Regions from separate parts of the Homo sapiens genome. Here region 2 is linked to region 1. Evidence: chromatin contacts called from ENCODE Hi-C data. All regions are on one chromosome and are shown on one strand. Each heading gives the region's core, a stretch centred on a gene start or an enhancer-like site at or near the end of the contact. The rest is flanking DNA. Distances are from core to core; before and after follow the strand shown.

Region 1 (5,297 bases), core at 112-2,611:
CTATTGTCAGTGATAGAATTCTTCCAGGCTGTTCCTATTTCTGTTTATAACCAGAAGAGGGCAGTCAGGTTCCATGATTCAGAGATAATTGCCACTGCCTCAGAAAGTAAGATTTCCAATAAATCTCAATGATTGGAATTACGTTTTCCTTTAATAGTATTAAAGGGCGTTTATAATTACCTGAAGAGTTTTCTGCTTTTATTAAAAACCTTACAACCTTGGTGAGATGGACACTTTCTTCAAAAGAGATGAAATGAAGGTATATATTTATTTGGATTATTTCTCCCTTGAACATGTTATTTCTGTTCCTATCAGCCTTCTTCAACATTTAGCTGGCACATGAGGGAGGGAGAAAATCTTATCATGTAGATAGTCCTCCTAATTTATAACTTTGTGGCATTTTATAAGTAAAAAGATATCTATTGTACAAGGCAAAGAACATTCATCAGCACTTCAGTTTCAAATCAAGAAGAGAGAGAGAATTAGAAAAAAAAAAGATTCACAGCAATTGAAAAACAGATATCTGCCAGAGGAACTTAAAATTCCAAAACACTTCTAGCAACACTTACTTACCATGAGAAAAAAATAATTACACTTCTAAAATAAAACTTTGAGTAAAACAATGTTAGAAGAATGTGATGTATTTTTTTCCTCCTGAGATCTCTTCTATAAGCAGTTGAAAGAAAATAAACATAAAGCTGAACACAAAATACAACAAACATTTCTGCTACCTTTTTCTCTTCTTTATTAGTAATAAAACCAGAGACTAGAAACCCCCTAATTTACTGAAAATAGAAAAACAGATATATCGGAATGAAAGCTTGAGTATTCAAAAAATAAATTATTTTTAAAGGGCCAGCCTTAATTTTAACATATAAGAAAAAGTTAATTTCAGGACGTAATTTCAATAAAACGATAGCCACAAGAGTTAACCATAATTCAGGCTACTTATTCTTGTTTGTATTTGAAATGTTCCCTCTGTGTTAATAGTGCTTCTAATGCTATTTCTAGGTGATTGTGCAGGGAATCAGTACTGTCTGATGCGGACAAATATGTGTATACTTGTGTTTATATGTAAACTATATATATATACGTATGTGTCATATGGCTGTGTACATTTCTATCAGCTACCTGCCTACAAAATAGCTCTCTCATGGTTATGGAATTCACCAGCCCCGCATGCACTCCTCTTGAGGCCTGTGGATTAACCAGGAATCCAGGTGATTTTCTATTTGATCCATGCCTCCAGCCCCTGGCCCACCGTTCCTGTAGATGCTGCCTCCAGAAAGAGCTGCCTCTGAAAGTGACCTTGCTCAGCAAATGCCTATTGGCTTACACAGAAGTAGCAATGCCTTTCCCAGAAGAGGCGCTGCAACTGGTGCTGCTGTAAAGATGGGTATGGGATCTGGGGTGGGAGGGAAGAGAGAGGAGGGAAGCAGCTTGCCAAGTCGCTTGGGCTACTTATAAACAAACTCAGCCATTGTTTCCCAAACCCTTTACAGTGGAGAGGGGAGCTGGACACACACTGTGTCCTGGACTCTATTTATGTTCTGTGCTTGGGGAGAGCTGCTTTTAAGAGACTGATTCGGTTTGGAAGATGATTTCCATCAGCTACTTTTAAAAGATACGTGCTATTTCAGCACAAAGCTGAAGCCCCTGTTAGAGCTGCACTAGGGATTAGGAAACGGCGTGTATTTTAATGCCTTATGAATAGGAGTAGCTGATAAAAGAGGCTCTTGTTACCACTGCTACATTTAAATGTGAAAAGCAGCTGCTTCTAGGGAGGAGGGGGTAGGGGAGAGGAGAAGAGATATATTATTTTCATAGGGATTTAATTTTCAGACTACACTGAAACCATAGAATACCAATGGCCATTCTCTTATCGGCAGCTCTCTAATCGTACTGAGATCTGTAAGATTGTGGAGAGGGAAGGAGAGGGACTGGGAGGCAGAGAAAGGGATTGTGTGTAGCGATGAGGCTGGCCGTTTTCATCTGCGTGTATGTTTTGAACCTCAGATCAAAACGCACGCGTGGTGTTTTCTTCTTCTCTTAGGAGCATTAACCCTTTAAACTTTCAAAATGCCAGCCAGTTAAAGAGTTTGATGCAACTATGCTGTCTTCAGAGCATGCAATTTTTCGATGGGCCCTGAGAATAAGATGACCACTGAGACCTCATTACAGAATATGGACCAGGTGTACGCGCCTGTGGCCAGGTCGGGGCAGGGGGCATGAAAGAGGGTCTCTTCCAACATTTCAGAGACAAGGATTTCAGGTAGAATCCAGGACGTATTATGAATCCAACAGAGAAAGGCTCTTTCTGCAAATCTTATGACCACCGGAAGCTGATGATATAAATAAGACCTAGGATTATTAAACAAACTAGCAGGTATTTGCCAAATACTATCAGTATTTGAAGAAATACGACTAAAGAATATAGATATTTTGAATGAATGAATCAATCTGGGCACCATTATTTTTCTCTCCATATTATCACTTAATAGCCTGGTTTTGTTTATTCTCATGTTGGACTTATTGAAACTGATCGCTAGTGAATTTTCTGTGTGTTTGACCCCTGACCTGCCCATGAGGTTTCTAAAGTACTTCTTAAAAAACCTAGGGTTTTGCTCCAAGACATTGTGAAGACATCTTTCTGATAAGAATTAGTTGCCTTTGGCCGGGCGCAGTGGCTTACATCTGTAATTCTAGCACTTTGGGAGGCCAAGGCGGGCGGATCAAAAAAAATTAGCCAGGTGTGGTGGCGGGTGCCTGTAGTCCCAGCTACTCGGGAGTCTGAGGCAGGAACGTCACTTGAACCCAGGAGGCGGAACTTGCAGTGAGCCGAGATCGCACCACTGCACTCCAGCCTGGACGACAGCGAGAGACTCCATCTCAAAAAAAAAAAAAAAAAAAGAATTAGTTGCCTTCCCCATAACTACTCTTACTCTTTCTAATTTTTTGTAGTATTGCCATTATCCAATGGTTTAACTCCAGAAGTTAAAGGATTAAAAACAAGTCTGGGAGTGATAAATCGGTAGTTCTCACCTAAGTTATAATTAAGGGTAATTCACATGTAGAAGATGGTTTGACAGCTCTAGCCCACGTGCTTAGACACTTGAATCCCAATGAATCATTTGAAGCCAAAGTATAACCCCGGCTGTCTTTGCACATGATGTGCAGGTGGATAGACTTTGAGACCGTCCTCTATCAACCAAGAGCAAAAAGAGAAAAGAGGAAAAAGGGCAAATATCCAGCTTCCCTGCCACACATCAGAAAGCCAGAAACAGGCGGCAAGATGCTTCCTGCTCCCAAGCACAACCAGGCTGGCCGCCCACAGCCACCCTGCACTGCTCTCGCACCTGCCCAACCTGTGCTTGTAATCGGACAGGGGGCATCCCTGGCCTGGGTGGTCCTGCTGGCTAGGCTCTGAGTGGTCAAGTTCCTGGCAGCCTGGGTTACTGGAGAAAGCCACTTTGGGATATTAATCACAGCAAACGAATGCGCTCTCCTGGCTCATGCATGGGGCACATGCCTAATCACGGGCTGAATAATGTTAAAAGAATGTAATTTGCTTCCCCTAAAATCTCTTCTAGAACAGCTACCGCAATCGGGTTCAATCAATATTTTGATTTCCTGACCCAATTTCTCTGCACATGAAAAGTAAAAGCCAGCAATCCAGCTTCACCAGGTACCATTGCAAAGCGAGTAAAAGAGACAAGCAGGGAGAAAGAGCTGGAGCCAGCACCAACAAGGCCGGGCAAGTCGAAGGAAGTGGCTCAGCACCCAATTGTGAGCTCTGAGAAAGCTGTTGCTGAAGGCTGGTCTGATGCCTCCGGCACTGATGCCCATCCCTGTTCTCTGCTGCAGTCGCCACTGCTGCTCCAGCCAACATCTCCGCTTGCTTCTGAGCTCTCTTGCTTGCGTTCTTCCGTTTTGCCCCTCCTCTTCCCCCTCTCCTTCTTCTTTGACTTTTTTTTTTTTTTTAACTTGGCTACGGAACATTAAGTTTGACGAAGCGAAAGCAATTCAACATCTTTTAACTGAAGGAGGTTGATTTTCATTTGCTACCAAATGGCTCATTTTTACCTTTTTAGCTCCTGGAAGAGTAAAAAGTGAGAGGTCAGCCCTGCATCACCATGGCAACCCGGGCAGCTCGGGCCTGGAGCAGATGAAGGGAGGTGATAATGGCAGGGAAGATTGTCCCCTTACTTGGCATTTTTCTCCCCATTCAGGGATGTGCCTGGATGTATAAAAACAATCATGTCGTTTTAGGACTCTAAGTTTTAAAATTTGGCTGCTGCATTGTCTGGTCCAGGGCTGGGACCTGGTGTGGATCTGTGTGGGTTTCGGATGGTGTTTGAGCCCATCCTTGCCTTCATCAATGCCCACAGGGTCTTCAGTCCCACCAGCCACATCATGCATGTCCTACCCTGGCAAAATCTGTCCTTCCATGTAAGAATCCACCTGCTGGTGTCCAGAAAGCCAAAAATCTTAACGAAGAGAGAATCTGGCCCTTGTTGGTGGAAATCCAGTATAGCAGGCCCCAGACTCAGCACATGGCACCTCACTGGAGCCTATCTGAAAAAAGGTCTTAATGCTATTCCAGAAGAAAGAGAAATCAAAATGACAAGCATGCCGCAATGGCCATATTCAACCCTGCAGGAGAAGCCTGGGTCAGAGCAGGAAGGAATTTCCATGACCTCTCAGCTCATGGACTCAAATGTCCACCACATTCAGCCCAATGCAGTCCTTGGTAAATGGGAGAAATAAAGAACATGCATTAACACCTGTGGGTACCAGGCACTGTGCTGGGTTTTGTAATATCTTATTGCCTCTGAGCCTCTCAGTAATTGTATGAGGTGGGTGGTTTAATTTTTTAATCTTTGTTTTACAGATTACGAAGTTTAGAAGTGTTAACAGATGTGCCTAGGGTCACAGATTCTGACGTGGGCTCCGTTCATGTTCTAACTGGGTCCTCTCTCCAGGATAATTAATATTATCCCAATGTATGAATAATAACTTCGTGTCAGAAGACCAGAGTTGGTGCTTTTGCTCATTAGTTCATTCATTGAGTTGCAATACAACTATCAATTAGCTGCTGTAATTTCAGGACAATTCAGGTGCTTGAGAGAAGTTGATAGGGAGACAGTGATGCTGTTCTCTAAGAACTGGAGCCAAATGGTTTGAAGCTCAGTGATGTGAACTTGGACAAGACATTCAGCAGGATTGACGTTCAACTTTCTCACCCGTGAAACGGGTGTATTAATATTTATCTCAAGAAGCATTGTGAGTGACCATAA
Region 2 (5,047 bases), core at 1,418-3,917, 2.2 Mb after region 1:
ACAGCAACTGCTTAGTACCATCTTTCATTTATTTTTTTGCCTAGAATCCTGGACAGGGTGGGTCATTTTCTTCACGCATTGCTCCTGTTCACATTTTTTTTTCTTTCTTTAAAATTGCGGAGGCTTGGCTGTTGCTATTTGGTGTTGCTTGACCCTTCTGGTCTCGCAATGACTCCCGGGGGTGAAGGAGAGCTTCCTAAAGTTCTGAAGGAGAAAATTTAATCAGCAAAGTAATCATTTCTGCTGTGATGGAAAAAAGGAGGCCGGTATGAATGACAAAACAGCTGTGGACCACCAAAAAAGTCAACTGGAATTGGAAGGAGGGAGACCTAAAAAAAAAAATTGCTTCGAAGGCATAGCATTAAAGGGAAAATGAATCAGAAAAGAGATCTGAAGTGCTAGAATGCACTGCTTAATAACTTTAAATAGTCCATTGAGTCTTCCGGAATTTTTTTTGTTCTTCTTCAAGAATAATCTGCTTACATCGTTAAGACCTCAGCTAAGCTCAGTAACACAAATTACCAGATGTTGTATCCCCTAGTTTTTCCATCAAAAGACCAACCACCAAGCTTGTTGAAAGAGAAAGGTCATTGTCCCTCCCTGGCTATAAAACTATTTTTGCAACTCCTAACAAATGAAATGAGAATACCTTTCAGCTGTAGAAGGAACCTATCTCCCGCTCCTTCGAAGTCCCCCTGTTTGGCTTTGTTATTTTCTAATAACGCACTCATGTGTAAGCTAATAACGTGAACAGAGGGAAAATGAAGAGACTTAAAAAAAAAAAAAAAAAGGAAAAAAGCAGAATGAATTAGGGCAATTGAGGTCGCTCTGTTTCATTTTTGCTGGAAGGATTTTAGCCCTAGTTTTTACCTTATCGCTTATTACACAATTTACGATAAAATGAGATGTGATTCCATTCTTATTGTTGTGCTATAGTCTATTGAACATGCATATATAGAATTCATTTCAGATTTAAACACTATCTTAATTATAAACTGAATAAAATGGACAACCTATCAGGTTTTCTAAATTGCATTCTAACAAATAGTTTCATTTTTTATCACATTTCTACTGTTGACATATTGGGTATAATAATGTTCAGGGAATATTCCCTTTTAATGCAGTGTCTTAATTGTGCCAAAGTATTTCCCATGTGACAACTAATAGTTTATTTCTGACTTACAAGTTTGAGAACTTTAACCGTATGTCATGCCTTGCAATATTTTTCATGATGATCTGCTTAAATAACACTATCAGGAATTTTTTTTTGTTTTAAAATCACCTACAAATGATATATATTTTGCATATTGAAAAGACATCATAAGTATATTACATGTAACTTTCTATTTTCTTTAATAAATAATGTGATTGCTTGTATTTAGGATTCATTTACAGACACTTTTCCAACAAAAGACTTACGTACATTAAGTTGAAAATATTGAAAGAAATATCTCAATTGTGATTAAAAATGAAATACCCAGTTAATGGAATATAGAATGCAATTTTTAAAGAAAAACATATGTGCCAGAACCTGAAAAGTTAAGTCTTATTTTTATATTTACTCACTACAAACTGTGAACGTTGCTTTAAATGAAAAATACGTACCTGATTAAACATATAGTTTTAAAGTAGTCCTAAATATAGTATATTTAAAGTAATCCTTCAAAGTAATTCTGAGTTAATAGCATGGGTCCTAATCCTCAGAATGTAATGCTATGTATTCTTTAAAAACGCTGATTTGTATTCATATGATATTTTAAAATGTAAAAGAATAATCATGCTGAGAAAAATCTGACATTGGAAACTGAAGACAACATATAATTTTGTAATTAAAGGTAAATTTTTCATATGTGCAGCATTTGTTGAAGAATTTCTAACTTAAAAATCACTTAAATTTAATTTTACATGTCAAATACATAACTATTTCACTGACACAGGGGAAAGAATTTAATTAGCACTTTAATGTTAATTGTTTATTAATGTGTTAAGCTTATCAAACTGCCTCATTTAACTTAATAGATATTGCTATACTTTCGTATATTATTCTAATAAAGTATACAATTTGGATTTTTTTCCCTTCTTTTTCAAGTTCCCATGCAACACCTACACGTAAACCTGGCCAACTGGTCTGTTAGAACAGAGCGGGGTGTTTCCTGAAGTTTGAACCTAAACTATTAAATAAAACAGTTATCCTGCAAGACCCAAGAGCTATTACTGCCTACTAATGTCGTCTTGCAGATACTTTTTTTGAACAGTACACAAGAAAGTTGATTCATTTCTCTCTCTCTTTGACTATAAGTAGGGGGTTGTCCAACACACACACACACACACACACACACACACACACACACACACACAATTTTTAGTCATTTTTTTCAATTTAAATGATTTGCTATCACAGTTACTCCATCTTTTATCTCTAAAATAGTTTCAACCCTGTTAATGTGTGCATGTACTTTTTTCTTATCAGCCTCTCAGCAGCATTTGTGATTCATAGCAGCCATCAAAGTGATAATAAACTCATTCACAATACTAACAAACACGGGGCTCCCAGTTATTTACGAGGCAAATTCACTGCAAGGCTGGGCTGTGGAACGGGAGAATCAAGATGGTGTTGATTGATAAATTGACAGGTTAATTTACAAGTGGATAATAGGAGTTAGACCCAGAGGGAAAGAAGGAAGGTCTGAATTCTAGCTTGGTTGCACTGCCATCTGTCTTATGCCCAGAAAGCTGCAGGACTGCTGGCTGGCAGGATCAAATACATACACATTCTTCATAACTTAAAGACAAAGACCTCCATTTACTGCTTTTTGATGGGTTTGTTGCCTTGGTTCTTCACACAATTGACCCTCAATATGTCACAAACAGTGCCACGTCTCAGTGTTTTTTATAAGTGCCACTTAGAACATGACTTAGAATAAGTTATTCTGTCAGTTTCACAAAAACAATGAACAAAATTGCTTTCAAGACTATATTTCACAAATATTAATTGTCATTGGATTGTTGAAGAGTGAATGCATTCTTTCAGATTTCCAAAGCCTCTGAGATGTCCTTGTTCTAGGATGTACATCGCCCCCCACCACCCCCACAAAAAACACACATATACCTTTTCTTTTTCATCCTTGGTATTTAGATGCTATCGGTCTAGCTATTTACAAGATAGGGTAAAGCAAATTGTATGAATCTCATGTTAAACATTTGCATCACTGTTTTTCCTAGAGTTTTATTGTTGTAAATTTGAACATATTTCATAATTTTAAACAATAAGTTTACAAAGTTCTTTTCAAAATGGAGTACTAGTGCATTTGTTTATGTTTCATTTCCAGTGAAATATTTTATTGTACAGGCCAGCCATTTTTATTTTAGTTTTGTAGGAACAGGCCATTAAAAATCTTTTAGGTCTTGTGTAACAGGGACATATTATCATAAGTTCTCAGGAAATTGCCTCGATTGGGCTAGTGCCACTGTGAGTTAGATGGCAAATTTGCAACTACTGTCACTTTGGGAGAAAACCTAGTCTTTGGTCTTTTAAAATTGGTTGGTTAGCAGCAGTGGCTATGCTGGGGGCCTCCAAAATTGCCGGGCTGTGGTTCTTACTTGCCAGCACTTATAATTCTGAAAGTCGCCGGTCTCAACCCAAACCTTTTCTCCCCATATCGCTACATTGTAGGCGAACACCCTTCTCAGATTCCAAATCCATTTAATGCTTAGTTCATGTTAAAACTTGGTAGGTTTGAACAAATACTGAGGAGTTCAACACATTTTCAAAGGAAATTGAAAAAGGCACAAAAGAGCATGTCTGCTCAGCTTCTGCAATTCATTACGAAATGCCAACACTAATACTATTTTTAAACAGATTGCTCCTATTAATCAAGGTATTAAAATAAACTATTAAAATTATGCCTCTAGTTGAGTAACATGAGAAAGCCCATGGAAAATATCTGGTCAAGAATGAATGTCAGAAAAATAAAAACAAATAACTTTGCATGCATGGAATTTTATGGTGTCACAAGGTTAAAAATGTCCCCTTAAAGGGTAAATATCCTTTGAAAAGAAAATGCATTTATGTGTGAATGGGAGGTTGAATGGCCTTTACTGCTTTGTTTAAACATAGACAATCATCTTTGTAATTTTTTTTGGCAAGTTGTATATTTTTCAAAAGAGACTCATAAAAGATCGCATGTTTAAGATTGCTAATTTTTCTTGATGTGGTGACTTTTTTATTAAAAGGGAGTCTTTTCTTCAGTAAAGTGTTTAAGTAGTTTTTAAATTTCACAATCTACAGATTGAAAACCTAAATTCTTTCCTCAGACTGTGAAGCAAGGCATTTTCTTTCTGAGGACTACTTAAACTTTGCATTATATATTTTCTATTTAAAGTCTCAGTGACAACAAGTGTTATGCAAAATAGGAAAATAATTGATAAGACAGCTTATAGAAATGTATGCTTTTATACATATTTATATAGGGAATGTAATAGAAGAAAAATATGCTCAAAATTTAGTTTAATACTTATCTCCTGTCTCTAAATTCCAATTGTAAAACTGTTAGATTCATAGAGGCATAATTTCTAATATATTATACTTTTTAACTTAAAATATGTTAACTTCCTAGAGATTTGTTTTTAGTGAATAATTCTCAAACCTCATGACTCCACTAAGATGTAGCAGAACTCGTTTTCATCAGAAGCATGTTGACATGGAAGAGAATAAAGGCCCAATGCAAGAATGGGCAGTCATTGATAATTTTATTTGTTTAAAATTGTGAATTATTTTTAGTAAGTGGACTTCTCTCCCGTGCACAATTAAGAAGAGGCTTTGTCTTTTTTTCTCCTCAGGTACTAAAATAAATTCTGAAGCCAAGATAACAACAACAACAACAACAAAGATATCAGATCTAATATCCCACCCAATTTCTGAGTTAAGCCAGTGACAGGTATATTTCGAAGCAAGACTATTTAGACACATTGATTTTTGTTGTCACTTTCTTCTTATTTCATATGTCACATCAAGGCTTGGAAATCGGATGAATGTAAGAAGGGTCCG

The links. Hi-C counts contacts between places; a loop is a spot of excess contacts on that map. Pooled maps may share reads with other maps.
Region 2: a map of endothelial cell of umbilical vein shows a loop between it and region 1 (12-fold over the local background). The contact joins two enhancer-like sites. A Hi-C loop is called at or near these places in 5 of 168 maps with a recorded cell type or tissue (A673, GM12878, MCF 10A and 2 more), 1 of 37 single-sample maps with no recorded cell type and 17 of 50 pooled maps.

The regions. Positions count from the first base shown.
Region 1 is chr15:94,670,575-94,675,871 of GRCh38, forward strand. No RefSeq gene overlaps it. Among named protein-coding and RNA genes, the nearest start is that of LINC02852, 84 kb to the left of the region's middle. Within about 2 kb of position 1,362, at least 5 of the 41 ENCODE cell types and tissues checked have a DNase peak (open chromatin) inside an H3K27ac peak, as active enhancers do.
Region 2 is chr15:96,890,789-96,895,835 of GRCh38, forward strand. No RefSeq gene overlaps it. Among named protein-coding and RNA genes, the nearest start is that of SPATA8, 110 kb to the left of the region's middle. Within about 2 kb of position 2,668, at least 2 of the 41 ENCODE cell types and tissues checked have a DNase peak (open chromatin) inside an H3K27ac peak, as active enhancers do.